Regions from separate parts of the Mus musculus genome. Here regions 1 and 3 are each linked to region 2. A link is a loop called in an ENCODE intact Hi-C map of the cell type or tissue named here. Cell type or tissue: heart. All regions are shown on one strand.

The links. Hi-C counts contacts between places; a loop is a spot of excess contacts. Peaks named below come from ENCODE experiments on the same cell type or tissue, not always from the same donor. Only the 100,000 strongest peaks of a DNase experiment are listed, where the experiment ranks them.
Region 1: a loop joins it to region 2, with 9 times the contacts of the local background. A loop is called at or near these places in 25 of 42 quality-filtered maps.
Region 3: a loop joins it to region 2, with 2.2 times the contacts of the local background. A loop is called at or near these places in 3 of 42 quality-filtered maps.

What each region holds. Positions count from the first base shown.
Region 1 is chr2:128,120,798-128,124,797 of GRCm38, forward strand. It overlaps Acoxl (acyl-Coenzyme A oxidase-like), which reads left to right. Exons shown (of 18, transcript NM_028765.3): 18 at 2,151-3,096. The coding sequence ends at 2,339. Among named protein-coding and RNA genes, the nearest start is that of Bcl2l11, 3.2 kb to the right of the region's middle. In heart, CTCF peaks have their summits at 1,811 (motif pointing right) and 2,495 (motif pointing right); DNase peaks (open chromatin) are centred at 1,804, 2,374, 2,824 and 3,274; H3K4me3 peaks cover 2,424 bases; H3K27ac peaks cover 1,872 bases; H3K27me3 peaks cover 701 bases.
Region 2 is chr2:127,887,768-127,891,767 of GRCm38, forward strand. The region is part of intron 8 of Acoxl (acyl-Coenzyme A oxidase-like); the gene reads left to right. Among named protein-coding and RNA genes, the nearest start is that of Acoxl, 35 kb to the left of the region's middle. In heart, a CTCF peak has its summit at 1,819 (motif pointing right); a DNase peak (open chromatin) is centred at 1,874; H3K27me3 peaks cover 1,334 bases.
Region 3 is chr2:128,215,673-128,219,672 of GRCm38, forward strand. No RefSeq gene overlaps it. Among named protein-coding and RNA genes, the nearest start is that of Gm14009, 48 kb to the left of the region's middle. In heart, no CTCF peak of the experiment used is centred here; a DNase peak (open chromatin) is centred at 2,299.

The sequences.
Region 1 (4,000 bases), 230 kb after region 2:
GATTTATTTTTGCTTACATGTATGTATGTTCACTATATATGTCCCTGGTGCCCAGGGTGAGGATGAGGGGGCTGAAGAGGGAACTCCATCCCCTGGAACTGGAGGTAGGGACAGCTGTCAGCCACCATGTGGGTGTCAGTGACTGATCCCAGGTCCTCTACAAGAGTAGCAAGTGTGCTTAACCATTGAGCCATATCTCCAGGTCCCTACCCAAACCGCCTTTTTTTTTTTTTTTTAGAGGCCCTGAAACTTTGCAGTAGCTTCCTGCTGTAAGAGGCCATGACTGTCTGCAGTGTGTAGTATGCACGTAAGCTTTTCAAGTCCTGTGTGGTCTCTGATGCAGGACAGTACCACAGTTCGAATACTGGGAGTAAAAGGAGGTTAAAGATTATGCTCCTGATAGGAAAAGACGAATGGGCATGCTCCGTGGAAGCCCCGCCCCGCCCCACCTCACCCCTCCAGCTACATATTCTGAGTTCTGTTGATATAAGGATGGGAAAGCCAGAGGGTGCTTCAGGCTATTCCAGAGCCTGAGGTTTAGAAACTATCCTGGCAGTCAACGTTTGGTTTCCCTAGCCAGTTCAATGCTCTTTTCTGACACCCGTGGTGGGGTCTCACTCCTGGAGAATGAGGAGCACAGAAATACCATTCTTCATCAGCATTTGGTCTTTCCTTTTTTTTTTTAACTCTTTCTTATAGCAAATAGAAATCACTTTCCATAATTTCTACCTCTAAGTCTATATTTCACACTAGACAAACCAAACACATTGTGTTCTTTCACAAGCCTTCTTTCAAAGTGAGTTTCCCCCATTGGCCGCTGCATGACAAGAGTTGGCCTATCTGCCTTAATGAAACCCACAGGGAGCATTATCTTGAATAATTACATGAGTACACGTGGCAAGTTCAGGGGCTGGGTAGACCATCTTGTGGTTTTGAAATGTGTGGTAAAAAGCATCAAGAGTTGACAGATTAGTTGGGGATTTGTCAAGAGTATTAATTACAGACTTGGAAATCTTGGTTAGTGACAGTCTGTCTTGTCGCATCTTGCAAATGTGATCAAAGTCATTTCGGAACTTATTTGATGGTGCCTAACCAAGGTGTGTGAAGAACGAAGCTTTTCATTAGAAATCACTGGGAAGTGGGGTGCATTTTGAAGGAAGAGGGCCTTGAATTGCACTCCCCTTCACACTTCTTCCTCCTCTTCCTCTTTCTTTTGGGGAGGGCAGATGGGGGGGGGTCTTAAAATATAGATAGCACACAAGGATAAAGTTGGGCCCATAAAAGTGTTTTTAAAGCTACAAAAAGAAACTATGAAGCCTGGAGGTTGTTGTGATCAGTCAGTCCAAGACATGTATAGCTTAACGAAGACCTCAAATGTCAGAGTACAGTATGAATTTGCTTAGGGGAAGGGAAAACAGGTCTCTCCCCTTGTTCAGATCTAGAAAAATCATCCTTTATTTTGGCTTCTTGCAGGGATGAGTGGGCGGGTCGGTACTGGCATCTAAATCATAGAAAATGAAATAGAAACACAGCCCTGTCCTGAAACCTCCCTCCCTTCTTCTGGGAAGTCTGTCCTGATGGACCTCCACTGCCTAGCAGAGTGGATGGACCACTCGTTGATTCTGCGCAACTGGAGAGGCCGGAAAGTGATTAACGCCGAGCCTTGGTTTGTTTGGTGGTCCGCAGCAGTCTCTGAAACCCTCCTTACTGCCTTCCAGACTCTGTTGGCACCCTTCTGGTGAGACGAGGCAGATCTTTTCAATGGCTCATCTAGTCAGAAGTTCTCGTCAGTTGCCTCTGTGCACCAGAGGGTGGCACTCCAGAGGTGGAGAGGAAGGGCGGGAAGAAGGAAGGAATGAAGAGAAGGCAGCATTAATTCTCAGAGCTAGGTCTCTAGTTACCGAAGTATCTTAGCAAAGAGCCGCTACCCTCAGTCCCTTACCGGGGGTTGGGGGGGAAAAACCCCTCTAAGTTTCGACCGGACCTGGGGGTCAGAGTCTTAGAGATTTTAAAGAAGTCACAGCTTGTTTAGAAACAATAACTTTCTGTGTTGTGGGGAACCCACATTTTCTGCACTTCTGAGGGGCAGACGACAAGTCCTCCTTGACTGCGCCCACATCTGACCTGACCCTCTGTGCCATGTTTTGCAGTTGCTGAATTTGTGCGAGTCCGTGAAGGATGACGCCCTGAAGGTGATCTCTGCCTTCAACATTCCACACATCACCATCCGTGCACCAAAAACAGGAATCCCCAACCCCGGGGCTGCCGAGGCCGCCTACCCGGCACCCATGCAACCGCTCGTGCGGGATGCGGCGCGCGCTCAACTGGCCAAGCTGTGAGCCAGGCGAGAAATTTAGTGTCCCATCTTCCAAGTATTTGGCCAGAGCTGGAGCAGAGGCCAAAGTGGCAGGTGCAGGGCAGCCACCTTGGGGATTTTGGTCTGGCAGAGGAGGTCCAGCTAAGGCTGGCGAGGAGCAGGGCAAGTTGTCCGGGAGAGGGAGCCATAGATGGATACCCCACTATCACAGTGACTTAGCCTGGTTTGTAGCCTCGCCTGGCCTTTACCTTGACTTCTCCCAGCCATGGCCCTGGATCCCCCAGACAATCGTCTTCGCCCACCGCATGGTGCCACCAAAGATCTCTACTGTCAGTGGTGACTCATATTCCCAGAGACTTCGAAAAGCTCTGGCGCTGGGTTAAAAAAAAAAAAATCAAAACATAAAAATCAAACACCCTTAGGCAAAAGGGGTGGAGGAAAGCTCCACCCTCTCCAAGCTCGGGCAAAAGTTCAGCGAGGGATGATTCGTGAATCAGGCTTGCTCCAGCTTTGCGAGGAAATGCACTGGCGAGAGCGGAGAGCTTGAGCCTGCAGTCGCCCTAGTCTCACCAGGTAGGTGATCTCCGGACCGCACGACCATGCGCGACAAACGCTCCTCCGCGCTAAACTGTTACCAACCCTTCAGAAAAGCATAGATGTGCAAAGATTAATAAATAATAGAAAGATGCTCCCGCGGCTTGGAGAGGTAGGGCTGGCTGGCCTGGGGAATAATTGGAATAAAGTGATTTTGGAATTTGGAGAGATTACACAGGCGGAAATGAATTTCTCATTTGTGTTCTGACTTGGTGTTGCCCAGTTTCGTTCTCATCTCTAGCCATCGACTCGCTCCCCTCCCTCCATATCCGCTGGCAGCCTCAGTAAGGCACCAGTGACCCACTGGCCCTTCCCACGCTGCTCTTCTCTGCTGTCAAATCCGGTCCCAGGAGTTCTTCCGACACAGCCAGAGAAAGCTGAATGGGCCCAAAGGCCCGCGGCTACCTGACTTGAGGCACTTGGTGGAAGCTCCCCTGACTGCCTTGTTCCCTGGTGATGCAAGAGCCTCCGCCTCCAGGCCGGCTTCCTAATTAGGACCTAAAAAAGAGCACATAGCCCAACCCGTTGCTTTCCCCAGTGCCTGTATATTTTCTTTTAGCATGTCCAGGGTTGCAGAATCGGAAGACTCCAGAGCAGCCTGCTCCTACAAAGAAACACCAGCGCTTCCCCACCCCCACCTCCCACCCCTGTATGGTTCTTTTCTAGTCCAAGTATGAGGCGCCTAGCTCCACGCTGAGGGCGCAGAATACTTGCTGCTGGCTTTGGACTCCCAGAGTAGCAGTAGCAGATTGGGCTGCATGGGTGGGATGCCGAGTGGCCAAGGCACAGTACTGCTTCACAGACCTTGGTCAGGACAGACCTGGATCGGCGGTGTACTTGACTTCATCCACGCCCTTGCCCTGTGCGCTCTTGTAGCGATCACCCCTGACCTCCAGCAGGAGCAAGGCTTTGCCTTGAACACCCCAGCTTCCCTGGGAACCAATGGCTTCTTTGATCTCACTCAGGATTCACTTGAGAAGCTAGACTTTAGCATGGGGCTGTGCTGTGTCACCGTGACGTTAGATCCGCATACAAACACCAAAATGACCAAGATGGCCCAACATTGATTGGGACGGCAGGTCGCAACAC
Region 2 (4,000 bases):
AGTTATTTGGTCTGTTTCACTACCTCAGGAGACTGATATACATGCCAAAAAACCCAATGGGTCCCCCTCCACAGGCTGTCTGTCAGTCAAGGCTGCAGCTGATGGGAGTCATCCTTTCCTTACCCCAGGACCCAGCCCTGAACTAGGCAAAGAGAGGCACCTAACGTGAGGTTGTCAGGTGAGATTACTGAGTGGAATCAACATGAACGGAAACAGCTGGAATGCTGTGTCTGCTCCAGATGCTGTAGCGAGGCCATTATGAATGAGCAGGGCTCTGGATCCGGCTTTTCTGGGCTTTCATTCTGTCCACCTAGCCTCAGGATTCAGAGTCAGTCCATTTCTAAACCAAACCAAACCAAACCAAACCAAACCAAACCAAACCAAACCAAACCAAACCAAACAAGACAGAACTGCTGTAAGACACAGCACATATATAAGGAGTTTGCACATATATAGGGCTTGCATAAGTACCTATGTATACCAAAACCACATACATACATGACAGGGATGTGGAAGCTCACAAGACCAAGTTCAACTACACTGGTTATTAAATGCACCTGAGGTTGCAAGGGTGACAAATAGGGACAGTAACACAAGCTCACCTTTGGCGTGGATGCTCAGACCCACTGTGAGTGGTGGGAGGACTTTGTGAATGAGCAGTGCTGGCTGTGAGGGGGCTGCAGACAACAGCAGCCATGCTGCCTGAGCTAGTGATGGAGCGGTCCCTTGGGTCTTGCTCTAGCATAGATTTTACCGTTAGTGACAGAATATTTACTGGGAGCAGGGACTATGCCTTTTTGGTTCAGTCTCAGTGCAAGGCTTAATTAAGTGCTAAACACCATGGAAGATTTTTAGCCTCCCCCGGTCTTCTTTCTGTCCTTCCATTTACCCTTCTGTCTACCTAGCCACTCATCAATCATCTACCAGTCCAGAACCTACCCACATACATATCCATCTGCCCATATACCTTCCACCTATCAATTTTTACATTATTCTATCTTTTCAGTCATTTGCCAATATACAAATACAGCCCTCCATGCATACCCATTTGCCCATTCATCCATCCTTTCCTCTCTCCTCCCCTTGCTCTGTCTCTCCATTCTGCCCTCCACCATACTGTAGGCTTTAGTGATTAATGGAGATCTGTGCAACACTGTGGAGAAAACAACCCATCTCTCTGGATCACATTAGAACCATGCCGTAGCTGGGAGTACGGGAGGAGCCTGGAGGTAGGTAGCACCTCGGTGAGATCTTGCAGGAAGGCTCAGGGTGGGAGCTGTACTGAATGGGCATGGCTAGAGTTGAAAGCCTTTGCTAATGTTCATGTAACTTGGCCTAATAGAGGGCAGAGCTAAGAGAGGTAGTGGGTTCCTATGTCAGTGTCCTAAACATGCATGGTGTGTGTTTTGCTAAAACTAGAGAGAAATTCAACAGATGCATACTCTTTTAACACGTGTCAAGTGAGCTCACCATTCATCTGTTCTCAGAGAGCAGCGTGGGAGAGTTGAAATTCGTGGCTCATCTCTCATTAGTTGTCTTTTTAGAGAAAGCACGGTCTCAGTGAACATTAAGCTGCTTGGGCTGTATTATTCCTTTTCCGAGAGAGAGAGAGAGAGAGAGAGAGAGAGAGAGAGAGAGAGAGAGAGAAGAGAATGGTAGGGGGAGAGGGAGAAGAGAGCAGAATACCAGGACTTGCTCTGTGGGTGAGAATTCTGGTGGGATGATGGTTTTAGCGTAGATGGTCCTGGGATGGGAGATTGGGGTAAGGGTACATCTGTGTCAACTATGGCGTGGAACCTTCCCAGGACCAACCACCAGAGGGCAGCAAAGACCAATTTGCGGATTGTTTCCTGACTGCTTATTTGCTTTGCTTTGGGTGTCAGAAGTGGCTGGAATTTTGCCGTTGTCAGCGGTTTATTCGGCTTCTTATCAACCACAAGTGCTGACTTTAAAAGGGCAATGGTCACTGTGAGAGTGGGGGAGCCTCAGCTGTGTGATTGCTGGGCTCAAGATCAAGCTTGTAAATAAGCTATGGTTATTTTGATGACTCCAGGGCATAATTTGACTCATAAATGTCTCCTAAAATCAAATGAACCCAACAAAACCAAAGCCCGTTGTATCACTTTGGATGGGTATAAAAATGCTTACACATTGTCGTGTTGACTCTATGGCAATTGCTTATGTTTTTACAACAGAAACGTAAACATTTATCTTTATTTTGAGTCAGGGTCTTGCAATGTATCTCTGCCTGGCTTTGAACTCCCCTTATAGACCAGGTTGGCCTCTAACTCAGAGAGATATCCCTGCCTCTTCAGGCCAGTTACTGGGATTAAAGACATATATACCGCAATATTTATCTTTTAAAAGATTAATCTGCCGCACTTTCCTCCAAAGTGAGGAGCCAGAGCTCAGTACAGCTAGAGATAAGCTTGTGTGTTGAAAGTGTGTGGAAGAACTACCGTTTTGAGCGCAGTTCCTTTTATATGGGCCCAATTTGTTCCCTTTCAGCACTGCGATGATGATAGAGATGACCTGGTGCATACCCCACAGAGACTCAGAGTGTACCAAAGAAACTAGACCATTGAAAGGGAGCATCCAGGGTTACCCTGGCAAGGGGACAGGGGCAGGTGGTGGTCGGGATCCAGGGCTAGCACCTTATAGAAGGAAAGCCCTAGGGTATTGTGGGTTGGAAGGGACCTCGGAGATTGTGTTCTATACTAAGCCCCACTGCTCTCCATGGTTGGGATTGAATCTAAGAATTCCTACATGAAGAATACAAACTCGGTCGCTCAGCTGCGCCCCACCCCCTCTTTTATAGAAATATTTCCGAGTAAGGCCTCTTGATCCCTGGCAGAGTGACCTAGAGTTGGCATGCAGCCCATCTTTCTTGAGTCACACAGCTAGGTCGTGCTTACAGATAGATGGACACTCTCAGCGCCTGTGGTAGGAGTGGAGTTTTTCAGTGCTGAAGGAGAGGGAAGTCCTTGGGCGTTCCTCCCTGTTTGATGTGGCATAGGGAACTTTAGCTGCTGTGACTGTGCCAGCAGTTCAAGGATCAGCACTGCTTGTCAGTGAGTCATCAGAGGCCAAACAGGCCTCTGGGAACCCAGCCTTCTGAGGCTCCAGGTACAGCCACGGCAGCCATGGGGACTGGGACACATGGCTGTGGACTGTTTTTCAGATGTTCCTTGCTTGGGTCCTGCTAGGAAGGAAGCTGGCCTTCCTCAGCTCTGTGGCCCACTTACTTGGGACAGAGGGTATCTGGGCTACAGCTGTAGGGAGCTGCATTGTTTCATGGAGACTGTCACCTGTCACTGGGAATCATCGTCTGTGCCACCTGGAAGGTTGGACAATGACAACCGATGGCTGGCAGGTTTTCCTCAGTGTTTCTGCCTGAAGCCATTTCCATGTAAGATGGTCCCTGTGAAGGGGACTGTCCCTTTTCTTCACATTTCACTCTGTCATGTTTCTGTCCCTTGCTTTAGTAGATTCACAGAGAAAGGGATTGAAAGAGAAAAGCCACAACTGTGGCTGGCTTTTGTTGAGAGCTTCCTGTTAAGGGACAGCATTTGAAGCATGCTATGAGCAATCACAGTTCATCTCGGCAGTCCTGTAAGGTGGATATTCTCATGAGTCTTGTATTTAGTTGAGAAATGTTGTGATCTAAAACAACATAGCAGTTTGTCCAGGGTTTGTCAGGGCTCACAGTTCACTAGGGTCCAGTTCTTACCGTGCAGGCAGGGTAGTTTTCAGGTGATAAGTCTTTGAGTGTCTTGCATAAGCCCTAGCCACAGCTGCTCCTGGATCACTGTGTGGTATACAGTCATGTTTGCTTTGATTAACTGAGCTTAACCAAAGATTTAAAAATTGTCTACATTGAAAGTCATAGAGATTCTACCCAAACTGGAATTTGTCAGATGTCAGCTGGCTAGTGGCAGGGCCAGAATCTAGGCCTCCACCCCATCTAGTGGCTCTATAGTAGGCTGCTGGCTTTTTCTAA
Region 3 (4,000 bases), 330 kb after region 2:
ACCATGTAGGGTGGTGGAACTGAGCCTGGGTCCTGTTCAGGGGCAGCAAGTGCTTCTAACTGCAAAATCATCTCTCTAGTTCCATCAAAAACTTATATATATATAAATAAAACAGTTTCATTGTTCCCAGATAGCCTAGTTCCCTATGAGAACATGACTGGTCTTTACATGGTGATTCTATAAGTCTCAAGTTCTCGCCCATTGTTGTTTCTAAGGCAAAGCCTTTGCCTTACAGTTTTGAAAGTTGGGTATATGTAAATATAGGTAAAGGCAATTCTGAGCTGACTTCTTGTGGGTTTTTCCGGGTGTCTTTCACCACGTTTACAACATTTAAAGCCACTGATTATTGCACATATTCCTGCCACCTACTTTTTATACTCTTTTTCCAGGACTGTGATTCTAGAAACACATTTTCTACCACTGGGCTCACTCTTTCTTCGAGAAACCTGTGTTTTCCCACAATTCCCAGCCTGGACCAACTCCCGTTCCCTCCCTTTCTCTAAATTATCTCTTGGGTTCCCAAACACAACTGGCAAATGACCAAACTGGGATTTCCCAGGTAGCTGATTCTTGCTCTAGAGCTATCTCACTTTCAATATTGATCTCTTACTGAAAACATATTGACATCTCCAGAAACAACCAATCTAGGCAGCTCTCCGGGGTCTCAAATCTTCCCACAGGAATGACACTCCCACCCTGTGCTGCTGCCCCTTGGGACTCAGCCTCTTGAGGAGGACTCTTTCCAGTCTCCAAACCATGTTCCTTTCCCTGCCAGACCCTGCCGTATTTACCCTAAGAGCTTGAGGTTCTCTCACAGATCTCCCTGCCCCAAATAATCTTCCCATGGAATCTTCGAGGTCCTATAGCCCCACAGCTGAAATGCTCTCCTGGCTTCCTTTGATCACACCTCTTCTTCTCTCTGAACCTCAGTTCTCCTCCATTGACTCTTCCTGACCTTTGTGCAGTTTCTAAGTCTTTATCAAGCTGTAGCGCTCACACAGTGTACTGCAGGACTTTCAAGAGCTGGGTGTATTTTTCACATGCACACCTATGCCTGCATGTTACCCCATTGGGCACAGGAGCTTCAGAACACTTCTGTGCTGACCCTACCACCCTCCTGGGTTCTATGCTCATCACTGCTCTGACTCCTATCAGTACAGGTTATTCTTACCGGTTCTTGAAGTTTGCACAGATGATCATTATGGTGTGAACACAAACTGTCTCCCATGGTGTGGAACACCTGTCCCCAGCTAGTGGTGCTATTTTGGGGGGTGCTGGAACTTTCAAGAAGTGGGAACTAACTGGCTGGGGGCAGGTTTTTTGAAGCTTATGTCCCAGGCCTTGTGCTGTAGTTAGGGTTTTATTGCTGTGAGGGACACCATGACCATGGCAAGTCTTACAAAGGAAAACGTTTCATTGGGGCTGAGTATAGTTCAGAGGTTCAGTCCGTTATCCTTATGTCAAGAAGTATGGTGATATGGAGGCAGGCATGATGTAGGAGTAGATGAGAGTTCTACATCTGGGTCAGCAGGCAACAGGAACTGACTGAGACAGACTTCCTCCAACAAAGCCACACCTCCTAATAATGCCACTCCTTATGAGCCAGTGAGGGCCATTTTCTTGCAAAATGCCACACTCTGGTTTCTTCATTCTCTTCCTCCCTCCTCCAGCTCTTTCTCTCATCTTCCTCCTGCCCTCTCCACTCCTGTCCTATGCCCTTCCTCCCTCCCTCCTCCTCTCTCTTGACCCACTGCACTATGAACACCTTCTTTGCCAATTGTTCTCACCATGCCTCACTTATCGTGTTGTACTGAGACCCTCTGAAACTGTGAACCAAAATAAATCTTTCCTCATAGACATTGTCTCAGGTATTTGGGTACCAGTAAGTAACTAATACAATGCTCACTGTCTCTTAGATTGATCTTACCCTTGTGTGTACTCCTGGTGGCTCAGTAGAATCCCACTGATAGGCACAGTGGAGTGTTATCTACTCCAGTCCTGATCGATTTTGAGGTTTTTCTCCTCCCTTGAGGCCAGAGCAAGATCTATAAGTTCTCTGGTGTCAGAGGGTCAAGTCAAGCTGTGTATCAAAAACAAATGAGGAGAAGTGGACATCAATATGAGATCAAGCAATTTCAGGCTTGTGGGCCATGGGGGGAGAGCCTCAACCAATCTCAGGGTGAGATTGTGTGGACTCACTGGCTTTTGTGTGAAAGGAACAGGCCACACCAGACAGCCCAGGCTAGAACTCCCTGGAGAGCTGGAGTCTCTGGGCTTGGGTTTGGGTTCCCTGGCCTCCTGCCCAGTGTCGTGAGGCAACCCAAATGAGAGCCCAAGAGAGCCAAGAGCCACAGGGCTGTTTTTCTAAGATTTAAAAGGGATTATGTCATCCACCCAGCCCTTGTTTGCCCAAGGGAAGAACCTCAAGTCTCCTCCCTCAGGACCCTCTGAGAGATCTTTCTATAGGTGCTGTGGCAGAAAGAAAGAGGACAGAGCCACAGGCAGTGGGAAGAGCTGGGAATGGCCTCTGGCAGAGGCCTGAGGCTAAACTGACTGCACCTGATGAGCAACAGAGATTGCAGCCTGTGGGCCACCACGCTGACTGTTTACATATGCATAATCAGAGGGAAGGGGGGAAGACTTGGGAGCGAAACACCAGAGAAAAACCCAAGAAGCCACAAGACCCAGACGAGAATCAGCGATCTGGTAATGACGGGGTTGCCGTGAGGCTGGTGTTTATTCCAGACAGAGCTAGTGCTTCCCTGAGATCTGGTGACAATTTGGGGCACATATATTTAGGGGGAAGGGCAAGTCCTGAGAATTGGTTTTGAGTCAGGAGACCTGGGGTTGAAACTCAGCCATGTGGTCCACAGCTTTTCAGATTTGGGGCAACTAGCTACCTACCCCCTCAGCCTGCAGAGTCCCTGCCTGGAGTAAGAAGCAGGTAAAGTCCTGGTGCACAGGCCTGCCTGGGCATCTGGTTTTGGAGGCCCAGGCTCACTAAGTCTCTGACTGGATGTCACTGTAAGCATATCAGTACATTATCTGCTCCCCCCCCACACACACACTGTAAGCATATCAGTACATTATCTGCTCTCCCCACACACACACTGTAAGCATATCAGTACATTATCTGCACCCCCCACATACTGTAAGCATATCAGTACATTATCTGCCCCCCACACATACTGTAAGCATATCAGTACATTATCTGCCCCCCTAACACACACTGTAAGCATATCAGTACATTATCTGTTCCCCCCCCAACACACACTGTAAGCATATCAGTACATTATCTGCCCCCCCCACACTGTAAGCATATCAGTACATTATCTGTTCCCCCCCAACACACACTGTAAGCATATCAGTACATTATCTGCCCCCCCCACTGTAAGCATATCAGTACATTATCTGCTCCCCCCCAGCCTAAGGCAAGGTTTGTTTTTGCTTTAAGTTCCTGCTGCCAAAGCGAAGGCAGGCCTGTTAAGAGTCAAATCCTCACCCAGCGTCTCATGTTACAAGGCACTATTAGCTCAAGGTGTCTGAACAACTTATTTTGAACCACAAAGTTCTATCTTGGGAAGAACCACTGGCTTCAGTATCCTAAACCAGCGCGCTTTGATTTTGATTTTTTTAAAGATGCTGAAAGGGTCACCCATAGGAGACAAAGAAACAGGACCACATAGGCGATTTCAAGGTTGGTCATGATCATCTGGCTTCTTGAAGATACAGTGAGGGTAACAAATTCACACCATAGAGACCCATGCAGGATGTGTTTAATCAAGTGCTTCGCCAGTAGCTATGTGTGGCCTGCCTTTCCTGGGCTACATCCCCCAGGCAGGGTCCCTGCATCTGAAATTATTCATCCAGAGCCACCATGAGGTATTTGTGAATAAACTATAACAAATATCCAGAGGAACATCATGGTGACAAAGACACTGAGCTTTCAAAGAACGCGAGTGACAAGATTCATGGTTTAGACACTCTTGTTTTATTTTAT